Linked DNA regions of Homo sapiens: region 1 is linked to region 2. Evidence: read pairs that join two places in POLR2A ChIA-PET (ENCODE). Cell type or tissue: PC-9. All regions are shown on one strand. Each heading gives the region's core, and the rest is flanking DNA. Links, peaks and the distances in the headings are about the cores only. Region 1 overlaps DLEU1 (deleted in lymphocytic leukemia 1). Region 2 holds the start of LOC124900337 (a long non-coding RNA gene).

What was found. ChIA-PET counts read pairs that join two places held together with the same protein. Peaks named below come from ENCODE experiments on the same cell type or tissue, not always from the same donor. Only the 100,000 strongest peaks of a DNase experiment are listed, where the experiment ranks them.
Region 1: POLR2A ChIA-PET joins it to region 2 with 10 read pairs; 2 of 35 experiments call an interaction of 5 or more read pairs at or near these places.

The regions. Positions count from the first base shown.
Region 1 is chr13:50,352,859-50,363,100 of GRCh38, forward strand. All of the region lies in intron 2 of DLEU1 (deleted in lymphocytic leukemia 1), which reads left to right. It also overlaps the pseudogene RPL34P26. Among named protein-coding and RNA genes, the nearest start is that of DLEU1-AS1, 170 kb to the right of the region's middle. In PC-9, for the core only: no CTCF peak of the experiment used is centred there; a DNase peak (open chromatin) is centred at 4,993; H3K4me3 peaks cover 412 bases; H3K27ac peaks cover 1,999 bases.
Region 2 is chr13:50,220,041-50,230,282 of GRCh38, forward strand. All of the region lies in intron 2 of DLEU1 (deleted in lymphocytic leukemia 1), which reads left to right. LOC124900337 (a long non-coding RNA gene) reads left to right here and starts at 2,798. Exons shown (of 2, transcript XR_007063796.1): 1 at 2,798-4,337; 2 at 7,865-10,242. In PC-9, for the core only: no CTCF peak of the experiment used is centred there; no DNase peak of the experiment used is centred there.

The DNA.
Region 1 (10,242 bases), core at 908-8,907, 130 kb after region 2:
ATCTGAATCAAACATTTGGTGTGTAGTGACATAGCAAAACAAATTCAGGTCAGGATCCCTGACCTATGACTTGTTGACAGATTCACAGATCAGTGTGCTCATGTTTTGAAAACAAGCAACCTAGGCATGTAAGGCAAGATATCAGATATCTGAGAATCAACTTTTTGTTGCTAGTTTTATTTTTATATTGCACACCATCAAGTCCTAGAAAGGGCAAACACAAGAAGGCACCAAAGCTAAGTTCTGAATTTGGCCCAGGGACAAACATCCATGTAACGGCCATAGCAGCAGGGCCTGCAAACCTGATTTATTCCTCTGTCATCTCTCTAAATCACAATTTATGCTGATAAGGTGACCTAACTTGTTTAAAAGTGAAATGGAGAAGGTTGATGAAAATTTACTGCATCCCAGGTTTGTGGGTTGGACGCCTCCATTAGCAGCAGGACCACAGGAAAAAGGAGTGGGAGGAATACAGCCAGAAACAGGTTCTCACTCTGAACAAGATTAAGAGATGGAAGAGCTCATGAGATCATCTCACTGAACTCCCCACTTTACTGCCTGAAAGGCTTGGGAGAGGAGGGGCATGTCTGAATAATCTATTTTCTGATTTTTCTCTTTCTTCATTAGAAGTGATTTAGCTGATGACTTTCCTGCCATTTCTCTTGGGGAGATAGTCCTTAACACACACATGAAAGTCATCAGTATTAGGAAGTTTCTTCAGATGATTATTATTTTTTTCAGAGGATTTTATGGCATTAGTCTTCCTCCAACCACCGTGAAATCCTTTTTCTTCCCAGTTTCCTCTCCCATGATACCTATGAGTTATTATTCGTCATGTTAGTTTTCCAACCACTCAGCTAGGGCTCTTCTTTCTTTTCTGATTCATGGGCAGGTCAATCCTTTGAAAGGATTTGCCACACACATGATTCATCAATGGCTTTTGGTTTTCTGTTATTCATTTAGTTCTTGAGGGGTCCTAGAGCCTGTGACCAAATGACACACTTGATGGCTTCCTGAAGGAGCTTTCTCAAAAGCAATAGAATTTCCTTGCATATTTGAATCTGCTCTTGCAGCAGTTTGAAGCTGTGAGCCCAGCTCTGTGAAGCAGAAGGTTAGACATTACCACAGACTCCAAGGCTTGGAAACACTGCAGGACATTTTGTAAACAGAAGTGCAGCCTTAGGAACACATCTTCAGCATACGGGGGAAGTTCCAGCACATTTCACAAGAGGGAAAAGTAATGCAAGGAAAGGATAATTTCAGTCTTCTGTGTTGATTACCCTTCTCCTTGCCCTCTGTACAAGGGGGTTAGCAAGGGCAGCTGGTCGCAAGACTGCAGCTGTTCTTAATTGTTGATTTTAGCTTTGCAGTGGTCCCTTGTGGGAAAAGATGCCACATCTGTACCATGGAATGTACTTACAGGTGTTTGAGAGATGTTTTCTTTCCTACAAGTTACATGACACTCTGTAACAGACAAGCTATTAAGACATACCAGGCTGATGTCCAGAGACATGGGCTTAAATGGCTCCCTTCCTTTTCTCCATTCTTCTCATACATAGACCTGTGAAAAAGATCTGCTTTCTGCTTAAGCCAGGGAAGGGTGCATTTCTGACATTCTCTCTTTCTGTTCCCTGCAAATGGCCTGGATACATCAACAGCAAAAGAGAACATCAGGTTCAACTACTTTACAAACCTGCTCAAAGTAGGCTCAGGTTAAAATGGGTCCCTAGTTGAAAGCAATGTTAAAAAAATACAAAAACGAGCGTATGAGAAATATTAGCTTTTTCTTTTAAAAAATACAAAGGCTACTTGAGTAAAAATAAAATCTGTTTTTTGTTTGTTTGTTTTGTTTTGTTTTCTATGAGTGAAATGCTACAACTTGGGTTCTAGATTAGGGCAGGGCATGCATTCATGTTTGTTTTGTTGGTGTAACAATGGGTTTCGTTAAGTGGTTGTGGGTGTCTCATACGCAATAGGACACATTGAATGCATTGATATGAATGGATTAATACTAGTACAGTACTCGCTCCTCCTACCTCCCCACTCCCTTTAGGTTTGAGGCAGCTAAAGCTGCTTCTTCCCTGGACTCCACATCTATTCTGGCTCACCTGTGATTATCCCCCATGCCTACCCTGACAACCCACTCTCGACTATGCTTAGGATCAGCACCTAGACTCTCCTGGCCCTGTGCCTACTGTGGTGGACACATACCTGTGTCTCATGAGGGTGGGATGGGAAAGAAGACAGACCTTGCATATACTGGCTGAAGTGTTCACATGCATGTAATCAGTGTTCCTCGACCTCGGTAAGAAACCACAGGGCTGCCCAGTCCTGGTCCCTGCGTGTGTTCTTGCCTGCATCTTACAAATATTAGGAACAGGCCCACACTAGCATGCTATCTCTTTTGGTGTGTTACTTTCAAAAAAGGAAACAACATGAATTTTCATTAAAAATACAGGTAAATTTCTCACTCATTCTAAATCCTGAAGGCAGGTGCACAGAAAATTAGTCTCAATGGAAACAGAAAGTGAAATTGACCACTTTTATTTCTCCCTTTTAAGTAAATTACCTCCCTCAGCAGAGAATGTATTTATTCCAGAATTAATCTGAGCATTTGAAAGTTATTGACGTTTTAGAAAAGTATATCCAAAGGATTGATAGTGGCAAGCTGAACAGTATTTTAAAAACCCACAAAATGTGCCAAGGTCTGAAGGCCATTCAAGTTCAGGGTTGTGATAATAAGCATAACCGTAACTCTGAATTCTGTGAGTTCAATCAAATGCTTGGACTATACAATCAAGTAAAAAGCTTGACAGATTTTTTTATAGTGCACAGCTTAGTAAGAGCTCAGTAAATATTTACTATATTTAAAAAAATCCACCCAGTGTCTGGATGGGTTTGGTCACAGTAGTTCATCATGTAGCCCAAGATAGGGTAGCCCAAGTCAGCCTAAATCTCGTGGTGCTTCAGTGGCACTGAAAGCCAACCATAGCTTCCAAACCTGACGTAGATACTTTAATGTGATAAAGTGGAGCTAATTTTCCCATTTCATGTGTAAGTAGATGCAAGAGTGCACTCACCTCAATGTGGTTTGATTCCTATCCCGCAAAAGCACACTTCAGTCTCAGTATTCATGATGGTTTCAGTTCACTTATTGGTCATTGTCCCTTTGCTCTTTGGTTCTCTGGTCTCAGTGTAAGAATGCACACTGATTTCTGTTAGATTCTATCTGGGCAGAGGGGCGGGGATGGATTATCTTTCTGTGATTGTGTATGAGTTTGGGAGTGGATGAATAGAGGAGGAGTTATGTAGTGAGAAGATGGGTACACTCTGATGAGGGTCTCCAGTGGCGGCCCAAAGTGATTCATGAAGTAGTAGAAGCTGATTTTTGCTCTCTCCAGCCTTCTGCTTTCTAGCCTTAAAGCATCGTGGGTTTTTCCCCTCTCAGGACTCGATTCCCTACGGTGAAAACCCTAATTTATATTTTTTTCTGCTCTGTTCCTATGTGGAATTAACTCTCAGTGTTTTTCAAATTGTGAATCTTGACCCATTAGTAGTTGTTAAATTAATGGGTCAAGCCAGTAGTAAAAAATGAAGTCATATGAAATATATTAGGAAGTGTCAGAGCACATCTTAGGCAGTAGGGAAAGTATTGCTTCTGCAAAAACTTTTATTTCAATTGTACGTGTATGAGAGAGTACTGAACAGTACTGTAAAGGTTGTGATGAGAACAATTTGAAAAGCACTGACCTCAAGCAAGTTGTTAGAGGTGGATTTGTAGGTACACAACAGGCATCAGGAGGAAGGTTTAGGGGCAGGAGACCTCTTCTGTGTACCTCCCACTACCTCATGTCGGCAGCCATCTTCCCATTTGGCCTATATTAAGGTCATACCTATTGTTGTTGGTCCTTTATCCTTGCTTTGTGGAGGACCATCATGAAATCAAAATATTCTTCAGTGAATACTTTGCAGCTTGGAAGGTGCTTTTATTTACATTATCCCACTTGACTACGGATTCTACACACCAGATGCTAGGTTCATCCCAGAAGAGAGGCCGGGTCCAGCCCCCTGCCCCTAAGACCACCTCTAGTATGATCTTATCTAGCTTGTTTTTATGATGCAATGTTAATGCAGCCACTGCCCATAAGGGGACACATGAATCTGAAGGTATTTTCCATGCATGATTAACTTTTAAAGTTATGTTGTATTCCTTGGCCTAAGCAAGGTGTGACTGACCTTATGGCATCTGTAGTAGCCAAGGGTTGACATTAGAGAGGATGAAATAAGCAAGTGGTAATGGCTCTCAGGAATTATGGTAACAAGGAGAAGAGGATGGTTCTTCACTGCTAAGCAGCTTGACTAGGTGAGAGACAGCCAGCATCTTACTGCTTCCTGGCACATGGAGTGTTCCACTGAGAATCACAGGCAGACTCAGGCAACCAGCCACTTTTCAAATGGGCTGTCTTCTGTAGTGCTGTTCCACCACCATTCTGTGGGCCCAACTGTTGCCATTCTGGGGGATCTGCCATTGCTAGCTTAATTCCATTCACTTCAATTCAATTGCTGTTATGAAAGGCCTACTAGTGCTATTCCCCTGAGAATCTATAGAGACAGGGTAGAACTCTTGGATGAAAAGGTGAGGGCTTAGGACATCTGGTTAGTGGAACTTACTTATTTTTGGGCCTCTTTCATCAAGTAACACCAGCTGATGCCTAGGAGTGTGGGAGTCATATCGGCTTTGTTGTCGTCTGTTAGAAACTCTTCGTGTTCACAAAAAAAAAAAAAAAGCAGCCTTGGAGAAATCTTCAACCCAGAAGGAGTTAAGCTGTGTGTCTGCACAGCGCAGCTTTGTTCTGGCAAGGTCCCATCAGTTTAGGTCATTTCTGATGACTTCACTCTCCTGGTGACATCAGCCTCTAATCTCCTGAAGGTGAATTCATGTGCGATTGCTTCAAAATACTCACTCCCTGAGTTCCGAGCCATTCCCGTTGATATATGGACAGAGCTTGTCTTTCCCAGGCCACAGTCTGGTTTGTGCACTGCATTTGTGCTTACCGTATCATATTACCATGTGGACATTATGTCACTAACTGGCACAACCGGCTCAAAATGAAATATGCTTGCTGCAAGCAAAAACCCAAAAGCTAACATCAACTCTCCCCACCCCCTACCCCAGGTACAAAATAAAAGGGCTAGAGGGATGGCTGGACTAGATTTTGGTTTAATATGTTTCTAACTGTTCTCTCCCTCCTCTGCCTTTCTGTGGCCTGAATGTTGATAGTAACTTTATCATCCTTTTCAGTCCTTTATACCCACTAACTCTTGAAAATGTTTGGTCACTGATGGCACAAATTAAATGTAAGACTTTGGAATAATTTAGTTTAGCCTCTTCCTAAAATATCAAGTCTGTGAACTCAAGTAACCTTTTTACCTTCTAAGACCACTTTCTTTTCTTTGTCTTTCAAATGTCATAAAAGAATACAGAGTAGAAATGAAAGCAGCCTGGGCTTATTGGGTAGGTGCCAGGAATTAGCTTTGACAAAGATGGTGTTCTGTGCACTTGGCCCAAGCTGACAGGCATGCAGATGCCTCTAGAAATTGTGGGAGATGAACTGGAAGTATCCCCAGAGTTTGTCCAGTCTTAGGGTGGTGTAAGTACATTTTAGGCCCTTCTCCTGTTATCCACAGGCTGTGTTGACACCCTCTTGTGTCACCAGGGATTCAGAATGCCACAGTGCCTCCCTGACCACTATCATCCTCCTGCTGCCCCCACTCTGGGGCAGAAGAGGGTAGTCTGTCTACAGAGAAGCAGAGTCCCCACACCACTTCCAGGATCCCAAGCACCCATTTATTTTGATTAATAGCTCTTGGCAGTAGACAGTAGCTTCTGGAATACAGAACTGGCCGGGTACACACTGAGGTTTAAAATCACATCAAGAAAATAGCATACTAACACAGGATTGTTAAGGGGAGAAACTGGTGTTCAAACAATAAAATACTACTCTCACTGTTTATCTTTGTTTCATTTTGAAGGAAATAAAGAAATGAAACCTTACAAGTGTAGCAGCCCAGTTATCAAATAGTCATAGCCACAGACACTCAGTTTTGGGGTCAGCCCACAGACTATGGGGGTACTTTCTCTGCCTCTGCACAAAATAAATGTTGAGGCTCTCAATTTTTTGAGGACGGAAATAAAATCCCTGGATGCTTGCAAATATATTTTTTAATGCAGGGATAGCTAGGTTTTCTGAGTTTCAGTTCTGTTTCAGCTGGGGTGCGGGTGGGGGATGGCCTGCATCACAGGGGAAACTGGTGGAATCTTAGTCCAGGAGGCTGGCGCCATTACCATTCACATCAGCTCATGATATACAAAGGTACCAGACTTTTTTTTAAAGGCCCAGTATAAAGTAATCCAACTTTCTTTCTCCTGCTGTATATCCAAGGAGGTGGAAGTATTAAAGAACCCTTTTATACCTTCTCAATGCCATTCTCTTTCTTGGTTCATGCAGGAAAAAAAAAGAAAAAAAAAACACAGAAGACAGACTAGAGAAAAAAAAAACCCAAAAATCTAATTAAAATACAAAATTAATAAAACATTCTCATGTGCTCAAATCCTACATCTTCTCTTCTAACAGCATGGCTGTTATATATGCACCTGCTTACTCTCTTTCCCCAGTAAAGAAACAGCATCTCCTTACTCCAGAGGAATTGGAATTTCCCACTTCCCGACTTCTTGCTCCCTGCAAGCTACTTGAGGACCACAAAGGCTGAGCCTTCTTGTTTGACTGGGAAGACTGGAAGAGCTCTACCTTTCTAGCAGAGAAATGCCTCCTGTGGACAGTGGGCCATAGCCACACATGGGATAGAAGACGTGAGGGGTGTCTGACTTTTGGAAAGAGCTGAGCACTGGATGAGACTTATATTTTTCCCATGTGCCTTACTGGGGTTGTACCTGGAGAGGGAGTGCTTCTTTTCATTTCTGGAGGTAGAGTGCGATTTGCTTTTGCAGTTGGAGAGGCAAGGAAAAGCTGCCAGTGTCTGTAGCAAGCTAGGTAATTTGCGTATAACATCACTCCTTTGATGACGGCATCAATCGCTTTGCTTGACTGATTCTGCGAACTAGTGGGTTCTTTGATGAGTGTGCCTTGCCCTCAGTTTGCTGAGCACTCTTCCTCGGGGTGGGATCTCTAAGCCATAAACAAGGAGTATTTCCCCTCCAGTTTAAGATCACAGGTTGACTTCATCGTATCCACTGTCTCACCAGCTTTCTCCATTCGCCAGCCCAGCCCAAGGGCAGCACAGCCTTGAAGGCACCAAATAGGGAAAGCATGCCACTCCGTACCTCCTTCCTGACATCTTCTGCTTAGATTAGGCTCATGCCAGGGTCAGAGCCAGCTGCGCCATCACACCCGATGCAGCCTTGGGACGTGCTGGAGGTGTAGGGGAGAGGAAGGCTGCCCCCAAATGCTGATCTGCATGTGTGCATCCACCAAAGCATGTGATGGGAACACTCTTATCAGCAGATCTTTCATCCCAGCCCTGCCACCACTGCCGTGTGACCCTGAGCTAGGAGCCTACTCCACACAAGGTGTTTCTCGTTTGTCCTGAGACTCTAGCTCTGAAGGGAAAGAGTTCCTGTTGGGGCCATCGACCCCCATAGCCACTGGGATAAACACTGATGTAGTTGTTGCTCAACTAATGAGTGAAGGAACCAATACGGCCAAAAAATTTTTTGAAACGTGTGCCCTCCCTAGAAGGTCAGCTGGGGCCCCTGTTTTGCATGCACAGGCCTGCCCTGCCCTGCCACCCTACCAAGTTTCTTTGAGTTTGTAATTTGGTCTGAGACTAGAGATGTCATCTGATATGATATTCCCACCCAGGGAAAGTCACCTTGGGAGGAACTCTTGTTATCCCTGGTGCTCAGCAAAAGCCTGCTGGCTCCTTGAGTGCTGGGACACTCATGTCTCAACAAGGCACCGTCACTCTTGTGTCCCCGTGCCTAGAGCAGGGCCTGGCAGGCAGGCACTCAGGAACAACTTGATGAATTGAGTTGTTGAAGTCAGCTAAATCTTTCTGTACAGGTGCAAAACTTGCTGTTCAAAATAAATCCTAAACATGAAAACAGAAAGCTATAGACAAAATCCTAAGTTCCAGTGATCTCAGGGAGGCAAAACCTGTCATTCTTTGAAAGAACCTATTTGGATATGTATATGTTAATATATGTGTATGTATAAGTACACCTACATCTCTTCCATCTGACATGTTTTAATAGTGTGCTTATGGAGTGGGTTTCCGAAAAGAGCTAAGTCTAAAGGAGAGAACCTACAGTTTTCTCCCAAATGGGGGCATCTCACTATAGCATCATGGAGTTTGCTGTTTAACCTCTCTGTTAAGCAATTCAAGGAGTTACCTTCTATGGAGGTGGCTTCTCAGATTATTTTTTTCCTATAATATCCTCCTCCAGCTGCTTCTTGACAAAGAAGCACTTGTTTATTCACTCCACACAATTTTTTTTGCAAGTCTTTTCATTTTTGTTAATAAGTTTCATTTTCTATTTAGCTTTCTGACTCTGTGCTTGTGCCTTCAACACTTTCACAACGATTTTCTCTTCGTCGATAAGGAAAGCATGCTTGATCCTGTCATGAACACATTTAGCATACATGGAACCACCATAGGCCCTGCTGACATATTTCTTTGTTTTGGACAATCTCATAGGAATTTTAGGTCTTACAGCATGAACCCCTCAAAGTCTGCCTGGGCACATACCACATGTAGATTTTGGTGCTTTCCCAACCTTCTTGGTATAAAGGTAAATGATTCTATTACCAGGGGTTCCAGACAGCTTAGTTTTGTTAGAGGTTGTATTGTAGGAAAGCCTATGTTGGTGTGTCAAACGCAGGACCATTCTGAGTGCCTGCAGACAATGTCCCCGGAAGAGGAAGAAGAAAACCTTGCGAACCTTGCGAGGTCCTCCACATAATTTTTAATATTAAGATTGCTTGCTTATTTGTTTATTCTCTCTCTCTAGTCCCCCTCCCTGGACCCTCACCACCCTGCCCAGCACTAGGCACTAGGAGCACTCCATGAGGGCAGTGATTATGCCTTATTCCCCATTGAAACCTCAGCACCTTGTCCAATGCCTGGAACACAGAAAGATGCTTAATGTTGGTGTGCTTAATGAATGAATTGCTAGGAACAAATGACTTGTGAAAACACAGGGGTGCCTCTCCTGGCTTGGTTTATTACCCTGGATGCTGACAACCATCAGCACATGTGAAAAAACAATTTAAAATCAATTCTCTGGTGAATCAAGTTTTGGCAGTGGGTGATTGGTGTTTGGCCAATAGCCTCTCCTCGAAGGCATTATTCACACATAAGGCATAGAAGCCTGGCCGAGAGGTCTTCTTCTTTTTTTTTTTTTAACTTAGTATTGTAAAAAAAATTTTATTGTGGTAAAATACACATAAGATTTACAATCTTAACCCTTTTTAAGTGTACAGTTCAGTGGCATTAAGTATATTCACAGTGTTGTACAACCATCAGTCTCCAGAACTCATCTTCCCAAACAGAAACTCTGTACCCATGAAACACTAACTCCCCTCCTCCCTCCCCCAAACCCCTAGCAATGGCCATTCGACTTTCTGTCTCTATGAATTTGACTGCTCTAAGTACCTCTTATAAGTGGAATCACATGCTATTTGTCTTTTTGTGACTGTATTATTTCACTTAGCTTAATGTCCTTAAGATTCCTCTATGTTGCAGCATGAATCAGAACTCCCTTCCTTCTTAAGGCCAGATACTATTCCATTATCGGCATACCATACTTTGCTTATTTATTCATACATCCATGGACACTTGGGTTCTTCCACTTTTTGGTCATTGTGAATAATGCTGCTATGAAAATGTGTGTACAAATATCTGCTTTCAATTCTTTTGAGTATATACCTAGAAGTGGAATTACTGGATCATATAGTAGTTCTATCTTTAATTCTTTGAGGAACCTACATACTTTTTTCCATAGCGACTATACAGTTTCACATTGCTACCAATAGTGCAAAGAGTTCTGATTTCTTCACGTCCTCATCCACACTTTATTTTCTGGGTATTTTTTTTTTTTTTGGAAATAGCCCTCATAATGGGTGTGAGATAGTATCTCATTATGATTTTGATTTGTATTTTCCTAATGATTAGTGATGTTGAATATCCTTGCCATTTGTATATCTTTAGATAAACGTCTATATA
Region 2 (10,242 bases), core at 1,545-9,544:
TTCAGAATAGGCACATCTATAAAGATAGAAAGCAGATTAATGGTTGATAGGGGCTGGGCAATAGGGATATAGTGAGTGACTGCTAATGGGTATCGGGTTTTATTTGGATATGATGAGAGTATTTTGGAATTAGATAGTGGTGACAGTTGTACAACTATATAAATGTATTAAAAACTACTGCATTGTATACTTTAAAGGGTCAGTTTTATGACATGTGAGTTATATCTCAATTTTTAAACAACCAATTGAGAGACAGTATACAAAATACCTGATCATTAATACTCAAAACTGTTAAGGTCATCAAAACCAAAGAAAACCTGAGAACCTGTCACAACCAAGAACAGCCAAAGGAAATGACAAAAAAATGAAATGTGGTATCCTGGATGGGATCCCGGGTTAGAAAAAGGACATTAGTGATAACTGAGGAATTTTGGGTAAAGTCTCTACTTTCGTTGATAATAATGCATCAATATTGGCTCATTAATGGTGACAAATAAACCATACTAAGGGGAAGCTCATGTAAGAGAACTGTGTACTACCATCACAATCATCTAAGTGTTCTAAAATAAAAAGATTGCTTAGAAAAAAGGCTGGCCAGGCGCGGTGGTTTGCACCTGTAATCCCAGCACTTTGGGAGGACGAGGCGGAGGACCACTTGAGGTCAGGAGTTTGAGATCAGCCTGACCAATGTGGTGAAACACCATCTCTACTAAAAATACAAAAAAATTAGCCAGGCAAAGTAGCAGGTTCCTGTAATCCCAGCTACTTGGGAGGCTGAGGCAGCAGAATGGCTTGAGGTGGGAGGTGAAGGTTGCAGTGAATTGAGATCACACCACTACACTCCAGCCTGGGCAACAGAGTTATCCCCGTTTAAAAAAAATAAATGACAGAGGAAAAATATAACTAAGAGCCTATTGTATTATTCGACATGAACTCCTCGAGATAAATACAATCTTGAAGCTCCTTCTAACTTTAGAAACCTGTGATTTCTTGCATAGTTTGGCTAGTTGAGTTTTGTACTGTAAGTTCCACCGGTCAGCTTCTCAGCCAGACTTGGGTAATTTATGTCCAGGGTGACAGGAAGCACTGAGGAAAGAGCGTTCTCATCAGTGGTGATGTAATAATATGTACACCAAACCCTCATGACACATGTTTATCTATGTCACAAACCTTCACATGTACCCCTAAACCTAAAATTAAAATTAGAAAAAAAAGAGTCTCTTTCTCAGACCCTTCCAAACCAACATGTGTGAAACATAGTGAGTTGTCCTTTTAAACTTTTATCATATCATGTAAAGGTGATGTACTCCACAAGTGGCAGGTATTTACTGAGTGCCTGTCATGTCAGGCATCTGGGAGAGACTAGGGTGAAGCCAGGCACAAAACCACACATTCAACAGTGAATTGCATGCATGATGTATTACCATTATTATAGTGAGTATGATGAAGAACAGGATGTTTTGAGAGCATATAACAGGATCTCACCTGAGTTGGCAATTGGGGAAGGTTTCTGAGGCAGGGCAGTGAAGCCAAGAGGAAGGACCTGTAGGAGAACCTTTGGTGAAGAGGAGGGATGGGCTTTTCCAGCAGGGGGAATGGCATTGGGATGTTCCCATGTCTGAAGGGGACAAGGAGTTGGGAGGAACTGACAAAAGACCACTGAGGCCTGAGGTGTGGAGGCAGGTGCTGCATGGGCAGTTGGAGAGGGAAGATGTGAGATTACTCTGAGAAGTAGAAAGGGAGCTAGGAAGGCATTGAAAACTTTTAAGCATGGCGGTGTCTGGGCTAGATATGTATTAAAAACAATACTCTGGGCCAGGTGCGGTGGCTCACACCTGTAATCCCAGCACTTTAGGAGGCTGAGGCAGGAGGATTGTTTGAGCCCTGGAGTTTGAGACCAGCTTGAGCATAACAGAGAGACCCTGTGGTGTGCACCTGTAGTCCCAGCCACTCGGGATGCTGGGAAGATCCTTTGTGACCAGGAGTTGAAGGCTGCAGTGAGCTGTGACCATGCTCCTACATACAGTGAGTATGACTGTACTCCTGGGTGACAAAATAAGACCCCATCTCAAAATAAACAAATGATACTCTAAATGCAACATATGGAATGGATTTTGGGAGCAGTGGTGGAGTGGGAGACCAGTTACAAGGCTAACTGAATAGCCTTTTAACCAGTTAAAAGGCTAACAAATACCAAAGGCAAAAAGTGATGGGGTGGTGGTGGGGGACAGAAGTTGAGTTGAGAACAAAATTAAGAGGTGGAATTAACAAAAAAGTTTATGGAGGATAAAGAATATAATTTATAGATGCTGATAAATACAGAGGTAGCTGTACTAAAAAAAAAACCTAAAGTATTTGTTAAAAAACAAAAGACAAAACCACCAACTAAAACAACCAACTAATCAACCTAAGATTAAATTAAAACCAAGACCCAGGTCTGGAAAAAAAAAAAAAGATCAGCTTTAACAAGTGAATACATGGTATTTTTAAAAACACGATTATTCCTTCAAAATAGTGCCTACAGTGTCTTTCAAAAAGTTGCCTTTCTCTTTTTCAAATCGTGTAAGATGTGTCATATAAGATTTGGGTGTTTTCCCTTTGCCGATGGTTGGAGAGTGGTGATGTGTCTTGCGAAATTAAACCACAGAGAACGTCGATTTGAAACTTTCGGAGTTTCGGAGAAACTGGCCCTAGCTCAGCTGCCAGTGACCAGTGAGATGGATTCAGAATGTTGTCCTAGTGAGGGTGCTCAGTGACAACGCAGGTCAGAGGCAGGGCCGGCTGCGACTCCACAGACAGACTCACAGCCACAGCGTCTACAATACACACAGCTGCTGCCTGGCTGCGTGACAAAGGTGTCTTGGCAGAAGCATTTTGGCTGTCTGAAATACAGCCTTTGCACAATCCTGAGACTATATTTTACAAGTTCATTTTCTAACATCCAGGCACGCTTTTATGGCATCTGGAGCATTTTGCTGAATGACTTGGTAGTGCACTGCTGACCAGACAGCACATTTCCAGATTTAGATTATAAGAGAAAAACAGCAAGTGGTAAGTTCAGCTGCAGGTCAATGGATACTTATACTACAGTTCCCTCACTGAGCACTGGGCTACTTTATCCCATGGGGACCAATCCTGTAAAGTGTATTCAACAGAGATGGCCCTAGGTGTTTGCTTTTATGGTTGTTAGCCACATTCACACTGGGAATGTGCTGTTATCACATTGTAAACATTATTCTTAATATCAGAAAGAAAACTGGGGAGAGTGTCAAGAATTGGCATGCACAAACTGATAGAATTGCCAGTGGACGTTCTTATTTTCTGAGCATTTATGAGCTGCAGGAGGTAGGTGCAGTCTGTAAAACAAAGGTGGTGAGAAACATTAACCATTTTTTATTGATTTTATTTCAAACTGTGTACATCTTACACGTTTTAGGTTCTTTGTAATGTTGGGATAATTTGGAGGGGACATAATGATGTTCACTGACAAATAGCTTTCTGAAAAAGTCAGGAGTTCATACATTATCCTGCATTGATGAAAGACTTTCAGCCTTTCAAAGCATTATTAGACTTACTACTTAAAATTTTTGCCCAGCTTGTTCAATTTTACTCTTAAGAAGAAGGGAGGGTTAAAAAAATAGTAGTATTAAATATATGAAATCTTAATTTTAAATGATGGCTGTCATCAAGTGTGCCCTCAATGAGAACAAACATTTTTATACATTTGTACTAGAGATGCCCAGTATTGCTTGCTCACCCTCAGTCCCTGTTGTCTTTAATAATCGTGTTATATACAACACAATTTCACCCTGTCTGTTCCTTCAGCCTACCCCTGTTCCATACCTTCCCCAGCTATTAGACTTGGGTGGTCCCTTGACTTCACATCCAGAAATGTCTACAGCTCAGACTGACCAGTTACCAGGTTCTGTGTGCACTGGCCTACACAGATATTATGAGTCCTTCAGAATCAGAAGATGGGAAACTGAAGCCTATGCCAGCCAACCAAAAAGGTCATAGGTAGACTGATAGCTAAGGCAGCCATTTTGGTCATGTGCAAGGTATCAGTTGGTAAAGGGAAAAAAATGAAACTCACATGTAGAGAGAGATGTGATTAAAGAAAGAAAAGAAGTAAGTAACTGCCTGGGATCCTGATAGTTTCTGAGCCAGACCTAGGCCATTTATCTTTAAAATAAATCGACTTTTTCCTTGAGGTAACCTGAATGAGGCTCAATCTTTACAGCCAAAGAAAAATTATCCTTATCAGTGATGTCTGCCTGGTGGCTGGTGAATGGTAAAAACTGGCAGGAGAGACCAATCCGATGGGAAATCAAGTTCAGGTAGGAAATTTGGTTTTAAACCATAGAGAATATTTAAGATTGCTACTTCCTTATTCAGACCTGGTCACTGTGGAGCAATCATCATTACTCCCATTTATCCAAGGCATAGCTGTACATAAGTTTTGTCTCACCTTGGGTGAGATTTCCTTAAAATAAAATACTATAATCATAATGGCTTACTTATGCTTTGGCTTTCATAAAACAAAACAACAACTATGCAAAACCTACCTGTGTCCTCTGTGGTTGGATTGAAAAAAAAGGGGGTAGGTTGTGAAATTAAGCTGAGGACGTGACCATGTGTCTGATGACTAAGATGGAACCCATGTAGGAGTTGAGTCAGTAATAACATGCCTCTTGCTGCAGCTCAAGTTGCCTGCAAACCCCCACGCTTTTTAGCAAATATTATTTTGAATGTCAGAGTGCACAGAGCCGTTCTCTAGGGTTGGGCTAAATTTGACTCTGTGGGAGAATAAACCTAGAATTCCAAATGTGGTGATCCCAACAGAGTATGTGATGCAAGACCAATTTTCCACTTGTGCCGGGTGGGTTTGTTCAAATCTCACACAGAAATGAGAGATGCCAGACGGGGTGTTGACTTGCCCCAAACATAAGGTAGTAATTTAGGTTTTATTTTAAATAAGAATTAGAGTCTGGGTAATCCAAAATTTTAATTTAGAAAGGAGCCTGGGAGAATGGCAGAAGACAAGAGCTAGGCAGCCCTGTGAAGAAGGGTTAGGAGTGGAGCGATGAGGCCTCGTGTGCTTCAGTCCAGTTCTGGAAGAGCTGATTTGTAGTAAAAAAGAGGCAACTCTAAATCTGTGTCTTAGCATGGTTTTGTAGAAAAGCCTAAAGGTGATTCTGGGTGCTGTGATTTGAGGTAGTAGTTTCTTTCTTTAATGTGCAGATAATAGAGTAAACTTTAATGATTAAAGCATTATAAGCTGACTGCAGTGTTTAAACACTGACCCAGTTTCAGCAGTGACCTAATAAGGGTGGCCTGGGAGAAGGGGGGGCTCAGGGGCAGCTTGGAAGAAATAGGTCAAAAGGATTTCTCCCAGTTCTTCTCAGGCAGACACAATGGGACTTGGCATTCTTTGTGCAAAGCCTGGCGGTTGCATGAAGAATTTTCTCCTGAAATGCTCCTCTATGCAATTTACTCTTGGTTCAAGTCGATGCTTGTGATGCTGGGTCATTCTTTTGGTTTGAGGAGGATGTAGTGTATTCATTCAACAAATATTTATTGAGCACCTACTATATCTGAGGTACCATGTGGATGGCTAAGAATACAGTAGTGAATAAAACAGTGTCTGTTCTCATGGAGCTTACTTTCTAGTGGAGAAAAGCCTGAGTTCAAATCCTGACTCAATCAGTTATCAGCTTGGTGAGTTACTTAACCTTGGGTAAGTTAACCTGTCTGTCCCTTTGGTTTCCATATCTGTAAAATGGGATGACAAAATTGTACTTACCCCGTAAGACTGTCATGAGGATTAAATTGAGGCCACACATGTAAAGAGCTTACAACAATGAATGCTTTGTAGCAAGGACTTCATATAAACAATTACATGTCAAAGTGAGTGAATGAGCTTTAGTTGTCCAAAGATGGAAGAACAATGAAAACATTCATATGGAATTCTCATGGGTCTGGAATAAGCATTTAAGCAAGGCCTTCTACTGAATATGGCTATCAGGTGTGGAGTTCAAAATGTGTGAAAAACCAAGAGACCCAGAAACCCTCATTTAAGCAAACAGCCTTTGAAACAGAAGCCTGACTTTAGCTATCACATTCATATTCTTATGCCAAGAGAGATCCTGCATAGAATTAGTAGGTAATATTAAAACTTTGGTTTCTTTTAGGGAGGGAGATGTTACCCTTGTCCCAGTGGAAGACTTGTCATGTGAATTTGCTGGTAGCCTCCCTGGGGTTGTGAGACATTGACACCACATTATACTTTGCATGGGGAAGAGTGATTTGCTAACTCAGTTTTTATATGATATCCTGAGAAATCTGTGATTTCTCATCCTGCTGTCAACGTGCATTAGACTGTTGGAGCTGAACTGTCACTCCACCACCTTTCAGCTCAATTTCTTTATCTGTAAAACAAAAGAAGCTGAAAGAGTGACCTTCGGTTAAAGCCATAGGACCCTAGGAACCAGTCCTTCATAAATTTATGTCCACATAGCTGAGATACCTGCAATATTGCATCCCAGATATCAAAGCACACATATCTCACTTTAAGTTGATGCTTACTCATACCTGGAGTAGATGCTGATGGGTGTTGGTTCTGTTATGTCTATAGACATGATGCTCTTTAAATAGAAAGGCATTTGTTCATCCCAGATGCTTCAGTTTGTATGGTCTTCTCCCTTGAGATTTCCAAATATGGTTCTGGAGGAAATGGGTACATATTCTTTCTTTTTGGAGCAAAGGCTTTTTGGAACAAGGGCCATGTTGCTGATGAAAATGTTATATTGGGTCTCATGGCAATTCCTTTATTGCTTTCTTGACCCTGTGTCATTCAGGGAGTGTCAAAAACCACATGGTGCTTCTGAGACCTACAATTTTTGCATTTAGTTCTCTGATTTAGCTGACAGATGTTAAAACACAGATATAGCCAGATAACTCCCCAGTGACAACACAGATGCAAAAACTGAAAAGTGCAGTTACTCCAGCTTGGGGAGGGATTATATTGGATATTCAAAATTTTCCCTACTGAAGCCCTTACATTTTTCATGTGTTTCTGTTAGGCTAATGTGGCTTAGGTTAGAGGAAACTGAGTCTCTTTCCTTCTGGTTGATTCAATCATTCATATCCTCAAGAAAATGTGCCAATCTGGAGCTCAGGAGATCCTGAGAATATTAACAATAACAGCAGGCTCAAGTCTCTTTTATGGCTGGCAGGGCTCTGACAGAACAACTTTGGGTCTGAAGAGAAATAAAACAAAAAAGATCTGAGATCTGGAGGGAAATTTCATTGGGACTTACCCAGTCATTTTATGGATTAGGAAATACGAGGCCTACAGTGACTTTCTCGGGGTCACAGATAGGAGTAACAGAACCAGGGCTAGATCTAGGTCTCCTAACTTGCAATTGAGTCTTTCCCCATTGGTTCCTGGCCTCTCGTGTGTCCCCTGCATCTCCCTGAGGTTTACCCTTGAGATTGGTGTTGGGGACTGTGACACATGGTGGAGGCTGCAGTAGGGCCTCTGGCTCTCTCCAGTCTTGGGCGTGCCTCATCTCAGCCCATTGCCTTTGGGGAAATGCTAGCCACAAACATAGTGAGTTAAATTCTTGGACTATCAGATATAGCTCAGACTTTCAAGATGATAAATAAAGAAACTGAGGTTCAAAGAGGGAATGTGACTCGCTCAGCAATTCAGAAAATCAATTAACAAATAATTATGGAGCACTTAGGATGTGCCGGGCCTGTGGAAACTGCTGGTGGGTGGGTGGGTAGGTGGGGGCGGGGGGCGGCATTTGACTAAGAATAAGACAGACAGGTTCTTACCCTGGAAGAATTTACCATCCAGGAACAAGAGAGCAAACAGCCACAAGTGGGAGGAATATTTAGAAGCGAGGAGTCCCCTTGGAGAACTTGACCTGGTCTGACAATCAGGAGCAGACTCGAATCTTCTGTTCCCTCTGTCGAGATGCCTCGTCTCTCTAGGTCTTGCTGACTTGAATGTGTGTGGAGAGTTCAAAGCCAGGAAAGGATATGTTTGAGGTAACCTGCTTTCCTACCCTATTTAGATTTTAGGTTAATTTTAAAAATGTTTCCCTTTTGTATAAGATTATTTTGATGCTTTTAGACCCTATCATTACCCTATTATTTATTACACTGAAGAATCTATTTAAATATTGGCCTCACTACAGGCCACCCTCAAAGTGGGCCAGTTCTTAGGGCTCATAGGGGAACTATGACCCAGTGTACCCCTACAGAAAAGCCACTGTCTCCATGGCTTCTGGTTGCCTCTAGATAGAAATCTAAAAGCCCACTGATGAGTTTGTGACATTTAGCAATTGCCAACCTTTGCCTAGACTACCATCATGTGTCCTGGGAAGATGCCCCCTTCCTGATCCACAGACCTCTTTTCTCCATGTTGTATTTCTCGGGATTTGGAACTTTTCTAGATGACAGTTGTTTTTCTTGCTCAAAGGGAGGGTAGCATGCCTTTCTCTGAGCCATGTTCCCCCGCCCCCTTCCACTTAGAGCCTGCCTCTTTCTGACCAGCTCCACCTGCCCCTGCAGCAGCCCTACTGCCCTATGTACCAGCTGCAACTGGTTTTGTGTATGATTATGTATTTAAAACAATTTGTGTTCCTGTCTCTTTTCATTATGTCCATCCTCTCTACTCCTCTGGATTACAAGTGTCGTGAGAAGGGGGGTTGAGGCTCCTATTTCCTGTAGGGCTTAGATTACTGAGGCGCAGTTGGCTGGCGGCTGGGCAGACTGAACCCTGCTGTTCAAAGGCAGATGGGAGAGCCGGGGCGGGGGATCTGAGCCACCAGCCCAGTGGTCCAGAGCAGTTGTCTGAGGCAGGACACCAGGCTGCAACACTAATTTGCCATGTGACTCTATTTTATTTTATTTTATTTTTGAGACAGGGTCTTGCTCTGTCACCTAGGCTGGAGTGCAGTGGCGTGATCTCAACTCACTGCAACCTCCACCTCCTGGGTTCAAGCAATTCTCCTGCCTCAGCTTCCTAAGTAGCTAGGATTACAGGCATGCGCCAACGCGACCAGCTAATTTTTGTATTTCTAGTAGAAACGGGGTTTCACTATGTTGGCCAGGCTGGTTTTGAACTCCTGATCTCAAGCAATCTGCCTGCCTCAGCCTCCCAAAGTGCTGGGATTACAGGCGCAAGCCAGAGCGCCCAGCCGCCATGTGACTTTAGACTGGATTTCAGTTTCCTTGTCTAAGTGTCTCCTCATGTCGGGATCCTGTGGTGTGATGTCTGGGAGAGTACCCTGAACTTAGTACTTAAAGTATTAAGACTATGTCATAATGTCTCATTCTTAGACCCTGTCGAGTATGTGTAGGGCCGGAAAATGTCCTTCAGGCTTCTTTGAGTTGGGTCTGGATCCTGAACCACTAGGTTTTAATCCTTGTCCTCATCAGAGGGACAGACAGTATTGAGTGACCCAGGGGACAAAGTCAAAATGGCTGTGGGCACTGGCAAGAGAGGAGGCTCTCAAATAAGGAAACAATGGCATGAAAAAGTTTTAACATTATATATATATATATATATATAGTTAATACACATGCTTGTATGTTTTTGTGTATGTTCATGTGTGTATGTGTATGTATATAAAAGCATCAAAATTGATATATATCATAGGGAAAACCAAAACTTGGTAAGATTTCATTTTACCCGTTTTACAGTCTAAACCTTAAAACTGCTTGCAATTTTAATTATCAATGAGGAATGGACATAATAATCTGTTCAGTGCTCAGGGGCTCTGAAGCCCTTAAATTCTTGATGTAGGAACTCTCCCTCCAACCCAGAGTGCCAGGGTTTTGCTTGCCACCTCTTCTGATCTGTCCTTACCTTCTCCGTGTTTTCCATTGGTGAAGATACATCTATGTCTCAGCTCAAGCCCTGCTCCCATTGCATTGGAACAGTGTGTAGCTGTGCACACTGTCCACACTTAAGAAAGGGTGATGCCAGACTCAAAAAGCCTTGGGGAAGAGAAAGCTCATCCCCTTTAGATGAAAGAAATCCTGGAGTGAGGCCAGGTGGAATATTCTCAAGTCATTCCTGATGTGTCATTTGTCTACAGCAGAGCAAATTATGGCTGCCTTTTATGGGCATTTGAAAGGCCAAAGGCAGCGATCCACTCTGAGTATATACCCCAAAGAATTGAAAGCAGGGTCTTGAAGAGATATTTACATAGTCATGTTCACAGT